2 separate regions of the Mus musculus genome follow, and region 2 is linked to region 1. The links are chromatin loops, found by intact Hi-C in ENCODE. Cell type or tissue: left cerebral cortex. All regions are shown on one strand. Each heading gives the region's core, and the rest is flanking DNA. Links, peaks and the distances in the headings are about the cores only. Region 1 holds the start of Mtus1 (mitochondrial tumor suppressor 1). Region 2 has its middle 4.4 kb from the start of Pcm1.

What was found. Peaks named below come from ENCODE experiments on the same cell type or tissue, not always from the same donor. Only the 100,000 strongest peaks of a DNase experiment are listed, where the experiment ranks them.
Region 2: a loop joins it to region 1, with 3 times the contacts of the local background. A loop is called at or near these places in 1 of 42 quality-filtered maps.

The regions. Positions count from the first base shown.
Region 1 is chr8:41,132,154-41,136,546 of GRCm38, reverse strand. Mtus1 (mitochondrial tumor suppressor 1) reads left to right here and starts at 2,821. Exons shown (of 14, transcript NM_001005863.2): 1 at 2,821-3,066. In left cerebral cortex, for the core only: CTCF peaks have their summits at 2,584 and 2,785 (motif pointing left); DNase peaks (open chromatin) are centred at 2,887 and 3,270; H3K4me3 peaks cover 1,840 bases; H3K27ac peaks cover 699 bases.
Region 2 is chr8:41,233,121-41,237,513 of GRCm38, reverse strand. No RefSeq gene overlaps it. Among named protein-coding and RNA genes, the nearest start is that of Pcm1, 4.4 kb to the left of the region's middle. In left cerebral cortex, for the core only: a CTCF peak has its summit at 2,060; no DNase peak of the experiment used is centred there.

The DNA.
Region 1 (4,393 bases), core at 287-4,286:
ATAAAAACTTTCTCTTCAAAATTGACCCTTTGGTGTCTGGACTCCATTTTAAAACACAACCAGCTACATCAATTTCTTGAAGTTTATTTGGGGAGTTTATTTGGGAAGTGTATTTTTACATATTATTTTGTTTATAGGAATAAAATACTATACAATATAAGTATATGGATTTTCTCTGCCTAATAGAAATGGCAACATGCTAGTAGATAATTGTTTTGCACTTAAAAATATGCACACGATGTATCTTAGATTATTTTATAATAATAAAAGATCTGTGTCATTCTTTTTCAAGTCCTCATAGGATTTGTTTTATGATTATGCCATAACTCTTTTTTAAACAAACTCCTTATAATGAGTTCTTCATCAATCAGTATGTTGTTTCTCAATATGTTGTTACTAGACACAAGGCTGACATAAACAAGGCTTTATACTCATGGAAGTTCCGCAGGGTAATATAAGATAAGCTCTCATTGAGGGGTTTCTAGTGAAAATAACCTGTGCATCTTTATTTAATCAGTTAGGATTTTGAATTTCCCTCTATGGAAGTCGCTCTAGGTTACGTTTACATCTGCACTCTGACTGCCTCTCTTCTCATTATACCAACGCCCGGTGGCTATCGCATGTTCTCATCTTTGACACTCTGCCAAGTGAAACAGGGATTTTTAAATAGAGTCTTCAATTTTCATTTTTCCTCCCAGAGGATAAAACATGCTAACTTTTCTTTAGAACAGAACACCACGAAGTTATGCAGAGTTGTCTTCTTATCCTTAATTCTGGACTCTGGAGCAGGTCAGCATTCAAGTTCAGAGGTCAGGAACATGGCTATATGCCCAGAACCAAGAGGGATAGAGAAGCCAATAGGCCTTAGTTCATGACCATTTGGCTGGACAGAGTCTCTGATGATGCCCCCAGATCACTTCTGATTATGGGAATGCAATGAGAAGCTAAGGTTCTGATTTCCACACCTTCAAAAAAGTGACAGTCACATCTGCACCGTGACTGCCTCTAAACTGTGACGTATCTCCAATTACTTCAGTGAGTGGTTGTTTTTTTAAATTTTGTTTTCTTCTTTCAATTTATCTTACAGAAATAAAAAGTAAAACTGATTCCATATTCATACATAGAACTAAGTCGCACAATGGAATGCAGTGGTGGTGGGAATCTGGATGTGTGTGGATTATATTGGGCCAAATCATCGGGGGCACGTGGCTTATAAAGGCTTAAATAATATGTTTAACACAAGGAGGATTTTCCTTAGGGAGGAAGCATGTTGCTAATTAGCATAATTATCTCATGACTTGCCAGAAAAAAACATCCGGGGCTTTTTTTTTTTTTTGGTTTTGTTTTGTTGGGTGCCTTTTGCTCAAGGGAGAATTGTCCGATGGTTTTTAATGCTGTGCCACTTTAAAACTAGTCACATGATTTTTTTCCTAACGTCAGACAGAGTTGATATTACGACAGGGATTTCAAAGATAAGCAAGAGGTGTTATCTACTGGAATATGGAGGGAAAAAAAGGGGGAGTCGGGCCTGCTCGGCTGGGTTTGTGCCTGCCTTGGCTGCCCTCACAGTGTGACCATGTGCAAGTCACTTGGCTTTTCTGAGCTTCGGTTGCCTCACTCAAATAATAGAGATAATAATCTAACCTATTTACAGCAGGGTCTACTTGTGAGCGAAGAATGGATCATTGTTCACGTGAAAGCACTTAAAGCTATAAACAGCAAAGCTATTAGATCATCCAGCATTCGTGGTATAGGCAACCTCTGAAATGCTGCTTCTGCTCCCTCACCCCCACCCCCGTCCCCCGCCTCTGCGCTCCAAGAAATGTACTGAAAATGCTTTTTCAGCAATCCCAGGCCACGTAGTTTTATATATGTATACACACATGCATACATTAAACTTAGAGTTCTGGGTTGTCTGACATGTTCAGGAATGTTTTTATCTGTTACAAGCAGGCTATCAATCTTTAGGGAAAAAACCTTATATTAAAATATGCTTAGTGGAGGCTGAAATTTCCTCAGTTTGATTCAAGAACAAGGACTTTGGCTTTCAAGTGGCCAGACCTAGCTTCTCTTCCTAGCTTCTCCCACTACCCCAACCCCACCCCCATCTGAACTTCTAACAGTCGGAGTGCTGGTTTCTTTAATCTTTAATAGGTGCTCGCTAGTAATCTGCTCGGAAGTCTGAAGACAATATAGGGCGCAGGTGGGACTCTCCGAGAACAATCAGTGCTGCTTCCTTATAAACCCTTACGCTGATAAGCCTGCAACTTCCCCACCTCCCAACTCCAAAGCCCTTCGCGGGACAGGGAATTCTGGCTGCGAGGGGACCCAGGAGGAGCCAATCCTCCCTCTGGCTAGCTAGCCTGTCCGACGGTCCTGGGGCCCCAAAGTTGGGCTTGGCAGAGCTTAGCTTTCCCACCAGGACGTGAATGGTTTGGGGTCGCGCGGGACAGCCAGCCAAGCGCGCAGTCAGCAGCGGTGGCTTTGCGACACACGTGGCAACAGGTGCAGCGCGATCCAGGACGTACGCCCGGGGCTTGTGGCTTATGTTGACGTTTAGCCAGGGAGCCCGACCCGGCTGGCGACCGTAGTGGAGCTCCGCGGGAGTCATCGTGCCTCAAGGAACCCCTGCTCGTCTCTCAGGTTAGTTTTTTTGGGGGGCACTGCCCCTTCTGCCCCCCTCTCCCCCCCGCAACCTGGCCTTTGTCTGGGCTCTAGGAGCCGCCGCGGGCGAGGGGCGAGGCCACCCAGCCCAGGATCCTCCGCCTTCGCTCCTCCCCCTGGCGGCCCGGGGCGGGGAGGCTGGGACGCCCGGGCTCCGGGTTCCCGGTTCCCGCCTGGCCGCCAGGGTGCTGGTGCGGGTTGGGGTCGATCTGCAAGCCCCAGGTACAGACGTCTCCAAGGCAGGACCCGCCGAGGGTGCAGAACGCCGTGGCTCCCCCCAGGGCTGGCTCCCCGGCTCTGCGGGCAAGCGCGGAGTGGATCCCATTCCGTCGCCCATCCCGGCCGCGGTGGGGACCTCCGGAGAACGAGGAGCTGGGGAGCGGCGACTGCAACGCACTCACGGTGACCGGACTGGCTTTCCGGGGAGGGGGGCGGGTGTCCTAGTGGGTTTCAAAGTAGGAGGAGTGGGGAGGCTGAGCTCACGTGGGACCCGCGGGGCTCCTGCAGGACAGCGGGCTGCAGTTGCTGTCACCTTGAAAGTGACCGAGGCGGTGGGTTTATTGTGGATAAAGGACAACTGTCAAGTTTGCATCCTCGGTGGAAAGCCGCCCACCAAGCGCTGGATTCTGGCTCTGGACCTGGCAGCCTCAGGCTTCCGGCTGGGCGACTTGCCGGGGTCCATTCCCACTAAGCAGTCAGGGCAGAAAATATGGGAGAAAGGGAATTAGTGCAGTTCCCCAGGTCCTCATGCGGGTTTTACTCCCTGCAGCCTGCGGGTTCTTACAAACTCTAAGGGAAAGCCCACGTTGAGGGTCGCCGTATTGATTACTCAATAGAGGACTTAGCTCGAATTTCCGCGAAGTCTTTGCGCCCCCCCCCCCAACTAGGGTGATCTGTTCACTTTTCACTTGTAAAAGTGACACATTGAATTGTAAACATAGCTTGCATACTGGCACTCACTCTGCAAAATGCTACTTTTAAATTGTCTTGTGTTCTACCAGAGGAAATCCAGTGTATTTTGTTTGTCTTAAAACCAGAGTCTTAGGCAAAACAGGAGGAAAGCGAGCTTTCATGTTCTGCCAGGTGATTGGAGTTCAATCAAGGTATCAAATCACAGCGCGGTGGGGGTGGGAGTGGATTCCGGGGATCCGGAGACAACTTGTGGGAGGGCAAAAAAGAGGTGGGGTCGGGCCCCCGCTAAACATATGACCTCTGTAAGGAATGTTTTACAAATAGGTTATCAGTTTAAATAGTTCATCCCCGTTCTCTCCAGCAATCCCTTTAGGGCAATCTGTACTCTGTTGTGTGGGTGTGTTTAAACTTCTTGTTTACAGATTTATTTCTCAAGAACTGTATCGATAAGAAAAGTTATGCAAGAAAACCTGTTCCTGCCCTGTTTTTTTAAAAAAGGCATAGAATTTAGTTTAAAATACTTTTAAAATGTTGTATCGATCTTCACCTGAACCCTCTCTCCACTGCCCCGGCCCCCCCCCCCCGTGACCCACCCCCTTGTTCAATGGATGGAGCGAAGAGTTTTGTATATACCAAACACCTGGATTATCATTGATAGCTGCCCCAGCCCCTCACCTGTTCCTTTTAAAAACTAGATTTATGTGGGAAACAAATTGTGTTTGGGAGAGGTCTGTACCTTTTAATTAACCGTTAGGAATTCAAGGATAATTTTTGTAGGGTTTAGCTAGGATTGTGAAATTCTGGATAAATTTCTTGT
Region 2 (4,393 bases), core at 272-4,271, 100 kb before region 1:
ATACATAGTACATTCCGAATTAGCACTGGCCAGCACAGAAACCAGGCTGGTGGAAGTAGAGATTCATGTGGGGTGAGGCACAGAGGAGGCTGAACAAGGTAAGACTGAGCAACAGGTTGGGTCCAAAGTATAGAAAGTCTTATTACCAATCTGAACAGATTGGACTTTGTTCTCCAGGGAATGTGTGAAAAACTTACGGGTTCTTGAGAAAGTCGGTTGGATGGTGTTTTGCTACCTCTTTTCTACCACCTCTTGTGGGTGGTGGGCTACAAGAACAGTTAAAGAATTTAAGAACCATCATTAAAAATAGGATTAAATTAAAGCTACACAAAGAGACTTTAGGAGAAGTATTGTTGTTTGGTTGGGTTTTTTGGCAGTTCTGGAGAGAAAACTAGTGCATTCCACATCCTAGGCCTGTGCAATGCGACGATGTGCAAGTCCCCAGCTCTTATTTTTCTTATTTTTTTTTTTTTACTTTATATTTTTTCTTTTTTTTATTACGTATTTTCCTCAATTACATTTCCAATGCTATCCCAAAAGTCCCCCACACACCCCCCCCACTCCCTTACCCACCCATTCCCATTTTTTGGCCCTGGGGTTCCCCTGTACTGGGGCATATAAAGTTTGCCTGACCAATGGGCCTCTCTTTCCAGCGATGGCCGACTAGGCCATCTTTTGATACATATGCAGCTAGAGTCAAGAGCTCTGGGGTACTGGTTAGTTCATAATATTGTTCCACCGATAGGGTTGCAGATCCCTTTAGCTCCTTGGATACTTTCTCTAGCTCCTCCATTGGGGGCCCTGTGATCCATCCAATAGCTGACTGTGAGCATCCACTTCTGTGTTTGCTAGGCTCCGGCCTAGTCTCACAAGAGACAGCTATATCATGGTCCTTGCAACAAAGGCTTGCTAGTGTATGAAATGGTGTCATCGTTTGGAGCTCTTATTTTTCTTTCCCTTTCCCATTCTTTCTTCTTTGTCAGGCTGGCCTCAAACTTACAATCGTCCTGTCCCTACCCTTTGTGTGTCAGGGGATTATGGGCATTGTCTTCTAGACTGAACATGAAATAGTTGAGAGTTTAACCTGGTGACCATGTTTAGCACAAACCAGGCAGAGGAGAAAAGGGAGTAATGGCAAGAAAAGGTGGTACCTAGTTTGGCGTTAGGGAGTAACTAAATGTATACAATTCAGTTTACTCGGGTTTCCATTAACATTAATCACAAGTTAGTCATCATGATGGGTAAAATACTACTTGTTAGGCTCCTGGCAGCAAGCATAACACAGTATTATTAATACTGCTAGGGATAGGTGCTTGCCCATGGGATGGGTCTCAAGTTGGGCCAGTTTTGGTTGGCCACTCCCTCAGTCTCTGCTCCCTCCCCCGTGCCTACATTACTTGTAGACAGGATAAATACTGGGTTCAAAGTTTTGTGGGTGGGTTGGAGTCTCTATCACTCCACTGGGGTTCCTGCCTGGCTACAGGAGGTAGCCTATTCAGGGTTCATATCCCCAATGTTGTGAGTCACAGCTAAGGTCACCTCCATCGATTCTTGGGCCGTTCCTTATCCCAGGTCTCTGTCTCTTCCTGGAAATTCCCCCCACCTCCTCACCCCAGTTGCAGATTTCCATTCGCTCTTATGACCATATGGCCATCTCTCCTGTTCCTCCCCACACCTGATTCTAAGTATCCCCTATTCCCTTCCCCCATTGTAGGAGGGTGGTGACCAGAAGGGGGCAGTAAGCAAGATGTAAAGTGAATAAGTAAAAAATAGAATTAAATTAAAAAAAAAAAAAAACTACTTGTTTCTGTTTCTTGATATGTAGTTGGGCACTGGTTATGTGGTACTTACAATATAACATTTTGTGTTTATATTGTTTGTATTTTAAAATATCTTTTGCATGTTTACTAATAACAGATTATATCTATAACTGAAAATTTGTACTTCTGTACATATTCTCAATTCCTTGTAAATTGCATTTATTTTGGTGCTCCTTAATTTATTTTTGGTTTTGTCTGAAAAGAAACAACAATTTTCTGCAATAGCAAGATTAACCTGCAGATGGTGATAGAATGTAAGGGAAATAGCTTCAGAATCCAATAGCCCATTACAATGGAAGCTTATTGTCATATTACTTGATTTTTTTTTTTTGGTACAGCACAAAAAAAATATATAAAATATATGTGGTAAGCTAAAATAATAAAATCCCTTAAGGATTCATTAAATAACCCAAATCATTGATTTGCTGTGTTTATGAACTCCCCATTCTTTACTACAAAATCACTTCTCTTTTCTTTTTCTTTTTTTTTTAACACTTTATTTATATGAGCACACTATAGCTGTTTTCCAGACACACCAGAAGAGGGCATCAGATCCCTTTACAGATGACTGAACTCAGGACCTTTGGAAGAACAGACAGTGCTCTTAACCACTGAGCCATCTCTCCAGCCCTCACTTCTCTTTTCAATCATAAATACTATCCTGAATTGGCTATTATCATTTTCACTGTTCATATATAATTTTGCATGTTCGTGAACAAATATTATTTTATTCTTTATTTTCAAATTTGATAAAAATTGGTATCACAGTGAATGTATTCTTTTCTGACTTGCTTTGTTCATTAGCCATTATCTTTCTGAGATATATCCATGTTGATATATGTGCATGCAAAGGCTCAGTAGAATGTAAAAGTAATTTTGAAATATACTTTGAAGCTATAGATAACTCATTTTAAATTAGCTTAGTGGATAACTTGATGAAAGAAGATATTGGTCATGCCAAGTAAGATGCTTACTGAAGACCTCTGAACTACTTCTTATGCTATTGTTCCTTTCATGCAATGTTACATCTCTGATTTAATCTAGCTCCAAGTTTCTTATTTATGGCACCATTGACATAGAGAGCTTAATGATTCTTGATATTTGTTCTTTTATTTATTTGTTTGTAACTTTGTGTATGCATGCAGATCAGAGAGCAACTTCTGGGTGTTTGTTTTCTCCTCCCACCATGTGGCTTCTACAGAAAGAATTCTGGTTTTCAGGCTGGGAAACAGGCATTTACACACTGAGCTATCTTGCTGGCCTGACTGGTGAGTGTGAGTGTGTGTGTGTGTGTGTATGTGTGTGTGTCTGTGTGTGTGTCTGTGTGTCTGAGTGAAATTATTTTTTGTTCTCCTGTTGGTTGTTGTCATCTCTGAGTTTCACTGCCTCAGTCTGCTAACCTAGGCCTAGTCCTGGAAGCTTCTAGCCTCCTTTCAATCTAACCTAGGCCTAGAATTGTTTTCAGCCTCTGAGACTGACTGCTGAGTAAACTCGCCCTCTCTACCTCTTCCAGAATTCTGGCTGGCTGGTCAACTCAGCTGTTCCTGGTCAAAATTCCTCTCCACACCAATGGATTCAAACTGGCTTCTTCTGAATTGCTCTGCTTGGCCTCAAACGAACTCTGGCAGTCTGTCCTAATCTTCTGACTCCTTCTGATTCTCTGGCTCGTTCTGTTTTCACCTGTGACTAACGTGTTCTTTCTCTGTAACCTGTCTCTCTAAAACCCTCCTGGTAAAACTGTCTCCTTCCTTTATTGCTCTCTGCACAGCCCCTCAAGTAGCTTCCCTTTCCACTCTCTCTCTCTCCTTGTGAGAGTTGAGTATATCTTATTCTGTCAAATCTTTTTTAGATTCATCACCTTCTCTGCCGCTCAATTAGACATCATGTTCCCTGTACAGACTAACTTTACCTTCACTGTTTGTATACTAGGGGCATGTCTATATTTCAGCCAGAGAGATTAAAGGTATGTGCTAAGGGCTGAGCCCCACAACTAGAACTTTTTTTTCCAATAAATAATACAACCTCAGGGTTCATAATGTAATCAAGTATCCTGCAACGTGTGTGTGTTGTTATTTTGTTTTAGGGGTAGGAGTGACTGCAGAATATTTAGCAGTGTTACTTGGTGTCTACTTACAAGATACCTAAAACGACTATATTCTCAGTGATGGAAACCAAAGGCTCTTCTGACTTTGAATACCAACTATCCCCCAGAGCAGGGAAAAGAAAATCACTCCTAGCTGAGAAGCACTGGTTAGTCTCTGCTCAGAGAAAAGCATATTAATTATGATTTTGTGTATCTCTTTTCCTGAAAAGAAAACGATGCTAACATATATAATTGAATCAATTATGTGATTATACCTGCTAATTCGATCTGATCCACATGTATAATTAATGTTTCAAAACCTCTGATACCCTTCTCTGGTTCCCTATCATATTACTATGGCGTCTCCCATTACTGCATGGTTAGGATTCTTCATCACCAACCCCCCCAAAAATCTAACTTCTGTTCTCAAAATGTAATATTAATGTTTACATTTGGGTTACTTGCCCACTTATTCATAACCAAGTTGTGT